Linked DNA regions of Homo sapiens: regions 1 and 2 are each linked to region 3. Evidence: chromatin loops called from intact Hi-C (ENCODE). Cell type or tissue: A673. All regions are shown on one strand. Region 1 has its middle 160 kb from the start of LINC02834. Region 2 overlaps LOC102724080 (a long non-coding RNA gene). Region 3 has its middle 59 kb from the start of LINC02834.

What was found. Hi-C counts contacts between places; a loop is a spot of excess contacts. Peaks named below come from ENCODE experiments on the same cell type or tissue, not always from the same donor. Only the 100,000 strongest peaks of a DNase experiment are listed, where the experiment ranks them.
Region 1: it touches region 3 in a loop (3-fold over the local background); 1 of 110 quality-filtered maps calls a loop at or near these places.
Region 2: it touches region 3 in a loop (15-fold over the local background); 1 of 110 quality-filtered maps calls a loop at or near these places.

What each region holds. Positions count from the first base shown.
Region 1 is chr9:86,547,256-86,552,255 of GRCh38, reverse strand. No RefSeq gene overlaps it. Among named protein-coding and RNA genes, the nearest start is that of LINC02834, 160 kb to the left of the region's middle. In A673, no CTCF peak of the experiment used is centred here; a DNase peak (open chromatin) is centred at 2,615; H3K27ac peaks cover 5,000 bases.
Region 2 is chr9:86,431,434-86,436,433 of GRCh38, reverse strand. All of the region lies in intron 1 of LOC102724080 (a long non-coding RNA gene), which reads right to left. Among named protein-coding and RNA genes, the nearest start is that of TUT7, 80 kb to the right of the region's middle. In A673, a CTCF peak has its summit at 2,287 (motif pointing left); DNase peaks (open chromatin) are centred at 1,863 and 2,273; H3K4me3 peaks cover 605 bases; H3K27ac peaks cover 1,711 bases.
Region 3 is chr9:86,646,331-86,651,330 of GRCh38, reverse strand. No RefSeq gene overlaps it. Among named protein-coding and RNA genes, the nearest start is that of LINC02834, 59 kb to the left of the region's middle. In A673, no CTCF peak of the experiment used is centred here; DNase peaks (open chromatin) are centred at 1,190, 2,370, 2,650 and 2,990; H3K27ac peaks cover 4,841 bases.

The sequences.
Region 1 (5,000 bases), 99 kb after region 3:
CTGGAATTCATTGAAATTTAAAATGTCTGCTCTGCAAAAGATACTGTGAAGAGAATGAGAAGACAAACTGCAGACTGGAAGAATTTTGCAAAACACATATCTGATAAAGTACTGTTATCCAAATATACTTCAGTGCTAAAAAGAAATAAGCTACCAAGCTATGAAAAGACATGGAGGAGCCTTAAATACATATCACTAAGTGGGAGAGGCCAGTCTGAAAAAGCAATGTACTGCGTGCTTTCAACTATAGAACACCCTGGGAAAGGCAAAACTATAGAAATAATTTTAAAAAATCAGTGATTGGAGGCAGAGCACAGAGGACTTTTAGGGCAGTGAAACTACTCTATATGATATAATGCTAGGTAAATGTCATCTTACATTTGCAAAAACCCACAGAATGCACAATACCAAGAGTGAACCCTAAACTATGGACTTCAGGTCCTAATGATATACAATGTAGGTTTATCAATTATGACAAAGGTACCACTTTGAGGCAAGATGTTGATAATGGGGGAGCAATATACATGTGGGAGCAGGAGATATATGGGAACTCTGTACTTTCTGCTTAATTTTACTGTTAACCTAAAACTGCTCTAAAAAATAAAGTCTATTTAAAAAGAGCAATGACGACAATAGCAACAAAATATCTGAGACAGCAATATGCATCTGACTCACTTTTAATTAGAAGAAAGATTGCCTTTTGGGCTGGGTGTGGTGGCTCACACCTGTAATCCCAGCACTTTGAGAGCCCAAGGCAGGTGGATCACCTGAGGTCAGGAGTTTAAGACCATCCTGGCCAACATGGTGAAACCCCGTCTCTACTAAAAATACAAAAATTAGCCGGGAATGATAGCGGGTGCCTGTAATCCCAGCTACTCAGGAGGCTGAGGCGGGAAAATGCTTGAACCTAGGAGGCGGAGCTTGCAGTGAGCACAGATGACGCCATTGAGCTCCAGCCTGGGAAACAGAGCAAGACTCCATCTCAAAAAAAAAAAAAAAAAAAAAATTGCCTTTTGGAGGTAGGAATGCCAGATTTAGCAAATACAGTCATGAGTCACTTAACATCAGAGATAAGTTCTGAGATATTAGGCAATTTTGTCATTGTGCAAACATCAGAGTATACTTACACAAACCTAGATAGTATAGCCTACTACACACAGGCCATATGGTAGAGCCTGTTACTCCAAGGCTATAAACCTGTACAGCATGTTACATACTGAATACTATAGACAATTGGAACACAAAGGTAAGTATTTGTGTATCTAAATATAACTAAACATAGAAAAGGTACAGTAAAAATATGGTATTATAAGCTTATGGGACCACTGTTGTATATGCAGTCCATCATTGACCAAAACATCCTTATACAGCACATGACTAAAAATATCAGATGCCTGGTTAAACTTGAATCTTGGGTGAAGAATGAATAATTTTTAGTCCCAAATATTATGAGACATACTTACACTAAAACAATTATTTATTTTTAATTTGAAATTCAAATTTAACTTGGCATCCTGTACTTTATCTGGCAACAATATTTGTAGGGAAATTGGCATTTCACAATTGGGCTGTGGCCCCATCTTAATTCCTGAGCCTGAAGACATGTTTCTCTACTGGGAAAGTTTCATTTAACAGTCTCTGAAAGGAAAACTCTTGAGCAATTAGAGAAGAATAGGATGCCTGCCTTGTCAACAAGATTGGCTCTCTCATCCCCCGCAGCAAGTGGGGTCATGGCCACATCCTCCTATCCATCCTTCGTTCCATTTATGAAAGCTAGCTATGTAAAACATATTGCTTTACTCTACAGATGAGTTCCTGAATGGAGTATAAGTGAAATCACATCTTTACTAGAATAGGAGAACATCTTTACTTAAAACAACCATGGAAATAAACACCACACACACATACAAAATCCCATCCTCTCTTACCACAAAAGACCACTCTCTAATTCAAACTATATTGCATTTCCATCACAGTTTTCCTGAAACTGGGAGATACACACAGATATATATAAAATCTTGATCATAGCCTGGCATAAAAGACCACAAGTATTTTTAACTGTTTTCAATGAAAAAAAAAAAATCTGCATTCCCTCCTCACAGCTCACTTCCATTAAGCATTCCAGTACCACCTGCTTCTGTTTAAGCAAAGAGTTGCCCAACGTTTTTTCCCCAAATTGCGTTCAATTTAATTATGGCTTTTGTTTTAACCCACACCACTTGGTGATTAAGGCAATAGCCAAAACCAAAAAGAACCCCAGAAACTGAAATAAAAGTTTGTTTCAAACACTTTGAGAAGTTATCTTCATTTCCATATATTCCTTGTCCCTGCAATACAGCCAACAGTGACATTAAAAACTCTCCAGGGAAAATATCCCTGTTATAACCATTTAGAGATAAGTTACTACCATGCGTTCTCTTGGGAAACCTGAAAGGATTCTCTAAGGTTTCTAGATACTTTAAGTCAGGGTCTGGCTCTTCTTGGTTATTTATGAATTACATCAGAACCACATAAAATTTCATGGCAAAGACACAGTGGAAATGCCTTTATGCATGCAGCTGGTTAATGTGCATGGATTATTCATGAAGCACCACCAACCCAAGCTAGTCTAAAGGAAACAACAGGACAAAGGGCTCAGCAACCAGCCTGACTCACTGGAAATCTGATCGGATGAAGTTAGTGTAGTCATCAGAACTGAGGCCACCATCAGATCTGATTTCCGATGAGTTTCAGCTGAATCTAAGCAGCAAATGGGAAGCAGCTGTCATTGCTGATGCTACAGGGATGGGAACCTGGGCCTCTCTGTTCAGAGATCCAGCCCTCCAAGATCTACAAGTCTTAGGGATTAAAGGACACTCAGTAATATACCCTGAAAAATTCATGGGTATGAGCTCAGCTGCATGACTCTTAATGAACAGCCAGCTCATTTTTTGAAGGGGCAAAGACTGGGAACAAGGCCATGTAAGCATGTGTAAAGAAGCATCCCAACAGAACCTAAAAGACATAAGAGCTTTCTCCAGGGAATGGTGCAAAGCTAAGCATCAAGGACAGAATGTGGCCTCTGGGTTTCTGCCTTATTTAAAATCCAAGCTAGTTTTTTGTGTTCTCTTTTTGTAGAAGGAGATTGAAATATGCTGAGAGCATAATGAACTTTATCAGAGGAAGGCACAGATGCAGTACACAAATGTTCCTTGACTTATGATGGGGTTACATCCCGATAAACCCAGCATAAATTGAAAACGTCATGAACTGAAAATGCTTTTAATACACCTAACCTACCGATCATCAGAGCTAGCCTACCTTAAATGCATTCAGAACACTTACATTAGCCTATAGTTGGGCAAAATCTTCTAGCACAAAGCCTACTTTAAAACAAAGTGTTCAGCCTCTCATGTAATTTATTGAACACCATACTGAAAGTGAAAAACTTCCAGTATTGGTATCTGAAGTAGGGTTTCTACTGGATGTATATTGTTTTCACACCACTGTAAAGTCAAAAAATTGTAAGCAGAACCATCGTAAGTCGGGGAACATCTGTACTCCTGCGGCCATAAAGAAGAATGAGGAGGTTCAGATCGGGCTCCAAAACTTCAGAAAGGTTCAGATCGGTGCTTAAAAGCCAACCTTCAAGCCAGTGTCCAATATGGATGAAGCCACTGAATGCTAACACATATGGTAATGGTTCCGCGTTCTCATAGCTAGAAGCTAGAGGTAAAGAATTATCTTGGAAGAAAGGAAATAGAATAAGATACAGAGCTAAAGAAGATAAGAACAAGAAAGAGATAAGAGGATAATCCCCAATGGAGAGTGGTGAGTGATGCAAAATCACCCACGTGTTTCTCATGGGAATGTGTCATTGGCACGTGGAGCACCATCTGTGTTGGGCATAAGGATGCCCCAACCAGGCCCCCTTTACAGAATGAATCTCAGCCATTGGGAGTGCTACTGGCATAAATCTTCACTGTCAGCCCCTTCCTAGGACTGCCTCAGCTGCAGATAGCCACTTTGTCTGAGGTTATGCCCCTTCCTGGGGCAGCCCATATCTGATTGCTGTTCTATCTTAGCCCAAGTCGGGCCAACTCTGAAGAGCCATCCTAGCTCCAGAGCTGCCATGAAGTCAACTAAGACAGCCATCGGCCTGTATTCTGCCTACTACTGATTCCTCTTCCTTTCTATGACATTTCCCTTCCAAGGGACACTCCTAGATAAACTTCCCACACACCAAACTCCATCACAAAAATCCACATCCTAGGAAACTCAACCTGCAACACCATCTTCATCTGAGATTTCCTTGACAACTTTCTAGGGCAAACTTGCTAAATCTCCAGCTGCATCAATGGGTGATGCTTGGACAATGCATTTCTCATGCCCCAAAATCACTCACAGGAAGCTTGGATCATCAGCTTATTGGAGCATTTGACTTGAGAACATGTGTTTCTTGGATAAGAGAGTCATTGTCATTGGAGAAACTGTTACCAAAAAAAGAGGAGCAGCATAGAGGGCCAGCTGAAATCAGTTTGGCAAGGGGGAACATTGTTTGGTTTTTGGTTTTGTTTGTTTGTGTGTTTTCAGCTGTGTGAATCATTCTGGCCATAGAGACCTGACTTAATAATAGTGATCCACCATAGATCCCTTTAATTAAAAGCCAGGAAGAAAGGAATACTAATATACTATTCCAATTTTGTTTGACATGCATCACTGTCTCCACTTGAAGAGCGTAGGGAGAGAGGGACCTGTGAATACAGACAAGGGCAGAACCTTCTCTTCCTTTAAACCCCTTGTACTCTCTTAGAAGTGTAAACCTGAGCATTAACTTCAGGCTCAGCCCTGAGTCCCAAGAAGCTTGGCCCCTCTCCCACTTTGATCTCTCTTAGCAAACTCCCCACAAGGCTTCCTTAAACACCTAGCAATATACACTTCCATGGAAAAGGCAAAGCTCCATCTCTGAGCCTGAACCTGCTCTCAGCTATTGGCCAGAGCATAGGCATAGGAGCCTGTTT
Region 2 (5,000 bases), 210 kb after region 3:
TAAAGCAGTAGTAAGATCTCAATTTCTGAGAGTAGAATGCTTCATTGAAATTCTTTCACCAAACTTGAAGACTCTCAAGTCAATAGTAATGATTCTTCAGACATGGCACTTTCATTTTTTGTCCTTACTCTCCATAACTCCTTAGACTTCTGTCTTCACCCCCCATTGGCATCAGCCACACTTGGAATCCTCCTCTCATTATCTGATCCCTCATTCCAGGCTCTCTACCTCAGTTCTTCCATCGCTAACCACGACAGCCTTAACCTTGGGCTTTCCCCACTCTACTCACCAGACTTACTCGACTTCCCCAAATCCTCAAAACTCAACTTTTCCCATCTTATCTTGGCATGGAGGGGCTTGAGAGGCACCAATAAATGGTAACCAGTTCCCTTCTTGATCTCTGAACAGAGTGCAAAATAAGAGTAAAGCAAATGGAATCACAAACTATCACCTTTTTAAAGGATAAAGCTGACTTTCCAAAATTCTTATACTTAGTATCTTTTCTGAATACAGTAGCCAGAGGCATTCCTAATGATGTTTTCACTGTAGCTATACTTTAAGAATAGCCAAAAGTTAGTCTCACTCACACAGCGTGTCACGTAAGTGATTAGTGATTGAGTATTGGACCAAGCATACTGATCTGGAATAAGCATAGGGCAGATTCTGACCTGGTAGAGAATGTCTCTCTCTCCTTTCAAAAAAGGCCTAAAAGTGACAGTAAAAAAGAACCAACGAGAACAAGATCAAAATGGAGTTTATTTACTTATAACCCAGATTGACTCTGAAAATGTTAACGTATTATTGGAGCTGGGCATTTACCAAAACCTGTCATAGGAAAAAAGGAAGTAACTTAAATCTCAAATAACACAAATCCTTTTTCTTTCTTCATAAGAGTGGAAAAGGGAATTGCTGATTGGTCCTGAATTTCTCTTTCTTCTCTAAAACACTTTCAGGCAAATGAGAATGGTCTTGACTGTTATGCAGAGGACCAGGATCCTGGGTCAAAAGAGCTTCTTTTCAGCCACAGGTATTATTTCACATTCTAGCTGGAGAGAGAAGGCATAAACAAAAACAAAAAGAAATGGAAAGACATAAATACCTGTTGAAGAAATGGAAGCGACATCACAAGACCAAGAGCTACTGTCAAAATAATTGAATACCATGCCGGGGGCGGTGGCTCACGCCTGTAATCCCAGCACTTTGGGAAGCCGAGGCGGGTGGATCACGAGGTCAGGAGTTCGAGAGCAGCCTAGCCAACATGGTGAAACCCCCGTCTCTAAAAATACAAAAATTAGCTGGGCACAGTGATGTGTGCCTGTAGTCCCAGCTACTTGGGAGGCTGAGGCAGGAGAATCGCTTAAACCCAGGAAGCGGATGTTGCAGTCAGCCAAGATCGCACCACTGCACTCCAGCCTGGCGACAGAGTGAGATTCATTCTCAAATTTTAAAAAAATTAAAAAAACAAAAGAATTGAATTTAAAAAAAGTTAGCAAAGATGGGCTGATAATATTGCTAAAGCATCTGTTTCAATGAAAAAAGGTAAGTGAAGACAAAGAAAAGAACCCCACCTAAGCTATGAGCTGGTAGCTAGAAACACGGGGAGAATCCAATGGTGAAAAGACAAGTAAAATGTTACATAAAACAACAGTTGTTAAAGGGGGTGGAGTGGTGAGACAGGAGTGCTGCCTCCTTTGCTCGGCCCATGGCCCTGTCGCTAAGGAAAAATAACTCCGTGGGAGTGAGTCAGATGAGATAGAACAGGAGGGGTCCTATCTCTGCTAAGTCAGCTAGAGAGACAGTGCGGGACAGACTTTGGAGTCTCGTGGAGTGGAAACCAGTGAGTCAGGGAGGAAGAACTCATCCCAGCTCCCACTCTGCAGCCACATCAAAGTTGCAGGGATTAGCGAACATGCCCACCCGGTTGCGCAAGCTATCCTGAATACCGAGAATCTAATCCACCTGATGAGTTTACTCAGCCAGCTTTTTGTGGACTTGGTACAAAATGCTCAAATGACTTTTAGTTAAAGGAAGCAAAATGGAAGAACAGTCCTCACACAGCAACCTCATCAAAGTTCTTCAATGTAATAAAGCAACTCTGTAACTCTGCTAATACCCTAACATAAAGCCATGATTGCCAAAACAAACAAACAAACAAACAAACAAACAAATTGTAGCCCCTGACTCCCTCTCTCTGGGTGAAATAGTCTTGATTATGCAGATTGTTTGAAATTCAGTCCATCCAAGTAGTTGCAATTCCAGAAATCAAAGAATAGGTACACTGCTCCCTCTACTGGCTTTGCAACTGCAGGTACAGATGAATTTAAACCAGAAAGCAGCCTTTTAGTCTTCATTTAGCTTTCTAGCATTTTCGCTAGAAAGTCTCTAATGACCAAAAAATAGAAGGGTGGTGCAAGTCTCTTAAAGTAAATCTTAAGTAAAGATTTATGGTAATTGTTAACAACAGATCACATTAAAGAGCAAAAAAAAAAAATGCTTAAAACCTTAAATTCTGTTCATGTGATAATTCTTGAAAGTATTGAAATTTTCTGAGGTTGACTACCATAGAGAGTCAAGAATTAAATATAGGGAAAAAAAGAATTAAATATAGGAAACTAAGAAATAAAAACCCTGTTAGATGTTTCAAATAATGTTTCTGATGCATTTCCTAGCATCTCTTCTCTCAGTATTTGAAGAACTTTTGCCACTCTGTTCTTCAGTTACTGAATTGTACAAACTCATAGTGTCCCTATAAGTCCTTTTTCCCTGAACTCTCTGAAAAAGACTATAGATGCATAGATTTTTAAGTAAAAATGAAAACTGTGGCATTCTCTGATTCTCAAAAACTAATAGGAATAATGGCCAAATGATACCAGCAATTGAACTCCTCTTAAAAGGAGCAAGCTGGCTCATGCCTGTAATCCTAGCACTTTGGGAGGCCGAGGCGGGCGGATTGCCTGAGCTCAGGAGTTCGAGACTAGCCTGGGCAACAAGGCGAAACCCCGTCTCTAGTAAAATACAAAAGAAATTAGCTGGGCGTGGTGGCATGCACCTGTAATCCCAGCTACTCAGGAGGCTGAGGCATGAGAATGGCTTGAACCCGGGAGGCGGAGGTTGCAGTGAGCCGAGATCGCACCACTGCACTCCAGCATGGGTGACGGAGAAAGACTGTGTCTCTACAAAAAAAAAAAAAAAAAAGAAAGAAAGAAAGAAAGCAGCAAACTGTGACTCAGATGACCTACCAGCTCTGTTTCCCCCTTATCGATTACCTAGCAAATGGTCCAAAGCTGATGCTCCAGAATATATGTCCTCTCTTGCAAAGCTCCAATTCCATACCTAACTGATTTATTCAACCAAATGCATTCATCTGATCATTTGATAAATATTTTCTGAGCACCTACAATGTGTAAGGCAGTGTTGTAGGTGCTGTGGATACAGAAGTAGACAGATGACCTCACTGAAAAGTCAGAAGCTAGCTTGGTGAGTTCCCATTTATTTTCTTTACATATCAATGAGTTTGTACACTTCCACATATACTAAGGTCAAATTGCAAATCCATGAAGTCTTCCTTGACTAACTTGGGCCATGGGTTTCACATCAACTGATCTTCTGAAATACCCTGTCATGAAGCCACTACACATTTTCTGTCTAGAGTTGTTACTCATATCTGTTATTGCCTTGAATTAGTATTTAAAGATTTGACTGCCATCTGACTTTTCACATATGTTTGGTTTTCTCCTCAACTACATTAGAAATTATTTGAAGTAAGAAATACATGGCCTGACATAGAATGATATGAAAAGTCCTAAAAAGGTATAAAAAATAAATCATACTTAACAACTTAACTTTCCTGAAAAGAATAATATTACATTAAATACGGTCCATCAGCAAAGTTTTATATACTATAAAATTTAATTGGTTTTAATCCAAACTAGATTACTTTATTAATTATAAATTAATTAATATTAATTGTTATCCCCAGTGCAACTTCTAAGAAAATAATTCAAAATATATAGCAAAAGAATGGCAAGAGAATTAAGAGATTTTTTTAAACAGCCTTAGAGGTATAGTCAAAATTGTATATTAAAAAATTTCTAACACAAAAAGGCAATAATGGAGAAATAGTGGAAAAAAAGGACATAAAACATATAGAAAAAAATTTAAACGAAAAGCATAAATCCTACCTTGTTAGTAATTACATTACATGTAAATGCATTAAACACTACAATCAAAATACAGTTATTGACAGAATGGGTTTTGCTTTGTTTGTTTGTTTTGTGAGACAAAGTCTCACTCTGTCGCCCAGGCTGGAGTGTAGTGGCACAATCTTGGCTCACTGCAACCTCCGTCTCCCGGGTTCAAGCGAGTCCCCTGCCTCAGCTTCCCAAGTGGCTGGGACTACAGGCGCCCATCACCACATCTGGCTAATTTTTGTATTTTTAGTAGAGATGGAGTTTCACCATGTTGGCCAGGCTGTTGTCTAACTCCTGGCCCCAAGTGACCAGGCCACCTCGGCCTCCCAAAATGCTGGGATTACAGACATGAGCACCATGCCCCACCAACAGAATGGATTTTTAAAAAAAACAGATCCAACTCTATTGTGTCTACAAGAGACACACTTTAGATTAAAGATACAAAGAGGTTAAAAGTAAGAAGATACCACCCAACAGTAACCAAAAGAGGGCCAGAGACCCATATTAATAGAAGACAAGATAGACTTTAAGACAAAGAAGATTTTTATGATGATAAAAGACCTAACAATTATAAACATATAAGCATCTAATACCAGAGTCCCAAAATCCATGAAGCAAAAACTTGCAGGATTAAAGGAAGAAATGGATAATTCAGTAATCATGGTTGGAGGTTTCAGTTACCCAGTTTCAATAAGAAAATAGGAGACTTGAAAAATACTGCAATAAACTGAATGTGTCCTCCAAAAATGTATATGTTGAAACTCTAACCCCCAGTGTGATGGCATTAGGAGATGGGGCTTTAGGGAGGTA
Region 3 (5,000 bases):
CATGCAGACAGATTTTCCTACAGAGAAGATCTCAAGATAGTTACCAAAAAAAATTCCTAAAACTAATAAGTGACTTCTACAAGGCTGCAGGATATAAGATCAATATATAGGAATTAATTGCGTGTCTATACATTATGAATAAACACAGGGTAACAAATTTTAAAGCACTATCATTTCCAGTAGCTCAAAAAACAAAGCAGGTGTAAATCTAACAAAATATGTATAGGACTCACATGCTTAAAACATCAAAATACTGATGAAAGAAATCAAAGACATAGTATATCTCACATGGACATGGACTAGAACCCTCCACATAGTAAAGATGTCAATTCTCCCAAATTAAATAAAGATTTAAGGCAGTTCCTACCAAAACACTGCCAAGATTTTTTATAGATACAGATGAGATTATTCTAAAATTTATATGGAAATGCAAAAGAAACTAGAAGAGTTAAACAATTTTGAAAAAGAAGAATGAAGTAAGAAGAATCAGTCCCCTCGATTTCAAAACTTATATTAATCAAAACGTACATTAATCAAGAGTGTAGTATTGGTGGAAAGATAGACACACAGATCAACGGAATAGAATAAAGAACCCAGAAACAGACACATAAATATACTCAACTTTTTGACAAAAGTGCCACTCATTTAATGGAGGAAGGATAGTCTTGTCAATAAATGGTGCTAAAGTAATTGGGCATTCACCAATGAAAAAAATAAAACTTGATTTAAGTTTATACCTTATACGAAACTTAACACAAGATGTATTATGGACTTAAGTGTAAAATGTAAAACTTTTGGGAAATAATGTAGGAGGAAATCTTCAGTATCGAGGGCTAAGAGTTCATACAGTAGATGTCAAAGCACAATGCATAAAAGAAAAAAAATTGATAAACTGAACTTCACCAAAATTAAAAACTTTTACTCTGTGAAAATCCCCGGTAAGAAAATGGAAAAAAAAAAAAAAGAAACACAAGATACAGACTGAGAGAATATATTTACAAATCACATCTCTCACAAGAGACTAGTATCTAGAATGTATACAAAATTCTGAAAACTCAATAACAACAAAGCAAGCAGTATAATTAGAAAGTGGGCAAACAACATAAACAGATATTTCACCAGGGAGGAAATACGGATGGCAAATAAGCAAGTGAAAAGTTGTTCCGCATCATTCGCCACTAGGGAAATGCAAATTCAAACCACAGTGAGATATTGCTACACACCTAATGTGAATGATATAAATAAAAATTTATGACAACACCAAATGCCGAGGAAGATACAGAGAAACCAGGTCACTCATACATTGCTGGTGGGAGTGCAAAATGCTGCAGCCACTCTGGAAAACAGTTTGGTGGTTTTAGAAAAACATTAAACATCAACTTTCATATGGCCCAGCAATTATAAACCTGCACATTTATCCCAGAATAATGAAAACTCACGTTCACACAAAAACCTATCCATGAATATTCATAGCTGCTTTATTCTTAATAGACAAACATTGGAAGCAATCTAAATGTCCTTCAATAGGTAAATGGTTAAACAATTAGTATAACTACATCATGAAGTAATACTACCCAGCAGTGAAGAAATGAACTGCTGGCCCATACAACATCTTGGATGAATTTTTAGAGAATTATGTTAAGTGAGAAAAGTCAATCCTACCAGGCTACATACTGTATGTTTCCATTTATAAAACATGCTTGAAATGACAAAATTATAGAAATGGAGAACAGATGAGTGATTGCCAGGAGGTTATGGACAGGGAAGATAGAAGGGAACTAGGTGTGTCTATAAAAGAGCGACATGAGAGATGCTTGTGGAGATGGAAATGTTCTGCATTTTCACTGCATCAATGTCAATATCCTGATTGTGATATTGAACTACAGCTATGCAAGATATCATCATTGGGAGAAACAGGGTAAAGGGTTTGAGGAATATCTCTGCATTATTTCTTACAACTGCACATGAATCTACAATTATCTCAAAAAAATAGTTTAATTTAAAAAGTTTTGTTCACTAATTTGCTCAAATATGTATTGAGCCACTCATGCATTAAAACCAAATGGGCTTCCACAGTTTACAGCTGACATTTCAGCAGTGGGATTATAAAATAAGATATATGAGCTTGCCTATGGGCTGGAGAAAGGATTTTCTTGGAGGGAGAATTCAAATTGTGAAGCAGAAAAACATGTTCAGTCAGCTCTTCAGCAAAGAGGGAGTGGTGTGTTGGTAAAATTCTCTGTTGCTGCACCCAGATGTTCCAAAACGATGGGCTGGCTGAGGTGTGATGTTCTCAGAAGACCATCTTCCCCACCTCGGGTCAACCTGCACCCTACACTCTCAGTTTGCTCTCTCAGGAGAGAATAGGCCTTCGGAGCCCCGTGGGATGCTGCATGTTAGGTTTCTGGGCTCCCAGTGGAACCTGCCCAAATTAGCCCAGAGCATGATGGCAGTGAGGGCAGGTGGCCCCGGGTTGAGAGCACGGCTTTGGAGACACACATACCTGAGTTTTTGTTGTTTCTTGTCCACCTATTGGTATGCAATCTTGACCAAATTACCTATCTTTCCTAAACCTGTTTTTCATCCACAAAGTGAAGTATCTACTTCCTGAGCTGGTTCTTTCATTTGTTTAATGCATTTTAATAGCACACCTAGAATGGGTCAGTGACTGTTGTAGAGACTAGAGAAATCCCAGTAAACAACACAGAAGAAAGGAAGGAAGGGAGGGAGGGAGGGAGGGAGGGAGGGAGGAAGGAAGGAAAGAAGGAAGGAAGGAAGGAAGGAAGGAAGGAAGGAAGGAAGGAAGGAAGGAAGGGAGGGAGGAAGGAAATCTTGAGGGTATTCAGATAACAAATGAAATAAATAAAATACATAGTATATTCAATAGCGATTAATACTTTTCAAAGGGAAATAAAAAGCAGAAAAGGAGGCTAAGATGTGCTGAGGAACGAAGAGAGGATTTGATTTTAAAAAGCGTAAGTCCTCATTGAAAAGGTAACAGTTTGAGCTTAAGTTATTATGAATGGCGTGAGAAAGCCATGCAGCTAGTTGCAAGTTTTAATGAGAAAAGGAGAGGATTAAATGAGATAATATTGGTAATAGGCTTAGTATAATATAATGCTTGGGACACAGAAAATGTTCAATAAATGTTAATAAGAGAGACACTGAAAGAAAAAATAATTATAGACCAGTAGAATAAATTCTACCCATAATACTGTAAATGCAGGTGGCTTCAGATGTCATAAAACTACTTAGTACTTGCAGAACCCTGCCCGACTGCCCTATCATCTAAGGTTATGTCTTGAAACCTGGTCCACAATTCACCTGCATCAGCATCACCTGGATCTTGTTAGGAATGCACATTCTCAGGCCTGCTGAATCAGTCTCTGTAGGTGGAGCCCAGGAGCACGCATGCTCACTAGCTCTTTAGGGAATTCTAATGATGGCTAGATTTTGAGAACCATCAGCCTGGAAGGAACAGGCCCACTTATCATGTGACCTTGAGAATGACACTCCTGACAATGTCCACACATATCTCAATCCTTACACTATGGTAAGTACAGTCATGTGTCACCTAACGGCAGGGACACATTCTGAGAAACACAACTGTAGGTGATTTCTTCATTGTGTAAACATCGTAGAGCGTACTTATACACATCTAGAAAGTATAGCCTCCTACACAGCTAGGCTATATGGTATGGCCTATGCTCCTAGGTTACAAACTTGGGCAGCATGGTACTACACTGAATACTGTAGGCAACCGAAACACAATGGCAGCTATTTGTGTACCTAAACATATCTAAACATAGAATAGGTACAGTACAAATACAGTATAAAATATTTCATTTTAGGGCTGAGTGCAGGGGCTCATGCCTGTAATCCCAGCACTTTGGGAGGTCAAGGCCGGCAGATCACTCAAGAGTTTGAGACCAACCTGGGCAACATATCAGGACTCTGTCTTGTAAAAATGAAAAAAAAAATATTAAAAAAAATTACTTTTTTAACAATACACCTTTATAGGGCACTTGCCATGAATGGACCTTGCAGGACTGGAAGTTGCTCTGGGTGAGTTCATGAGTGAGTGCTGGGTGAACGTGAAGGCCTAGGGCATGACTGTGCATTATTGCAGATGTTATAAACACTGGACACTTAGGTTACCCTAAATTTATGTTTAAAATTTCTTTCTTCAATAATAAATTAACCCTAGTTTATTGTAACTGTTTTACTTTTTAAAGTTTTCTTTTTCTTTTTCTGTTTTTTTTTTCTTTTTTTTTTTTTTTTGAGATGAAGTCTTGTTCTGTCGCCCAGGCTGGAGTGCAGTGGTGCAATCTCAGCTCACTACAACCTCCACCTCCCAGGTTCAAGCAATTCTCTACCTCAGCCTCCCAAGTAGCTGGGATTACAGGTGCCCGCCACCACGCCCAGCTAATTTTTGTATTTTTAGTAGAGACTTGGTTTCACCATCTTGGCCAGGCTGGCCTTGAACTCCTGACCTCATGATCCACCTGCCTCGGCCTCCCAAAGTGCTGGGATTACAAGCGTGAGCCACCGCACCTGGCCTAAAGTTTTCTTTTTTAAGCTTTTTGACTCTTTTATGATAACATTTAGCTTGAAACCCAAACACATTTTACAGCTTTACAAAAACATTTTTCTTTATATCATTTTTCTATAAGCTTTTTCTATTTTTTAAGCTTTTACTTTTTACTTTGTAAACTTTTTTGCTAAAACCTAAGACTAAAAACACACCTAGGCCTACACAGGGTCAGGATCATCAATATCACTGTCTTCCACCTCCACATCTTCTCCCACTGGAAGGTCTTCAGGGACAGAAGCACACGTGGAGCCATCTGGTCCTAGAATAACAATCCCTTCTGCTATTATACCTTCTGAAGGACCTGCCTGAGGCTCTTTTACAGTTAACTTTTTTTTTCAGTAGATGTACACTCCAAAATAATAATAAAAAGTATAGTATTGTAAATACACAAATGAATAACAGTCAT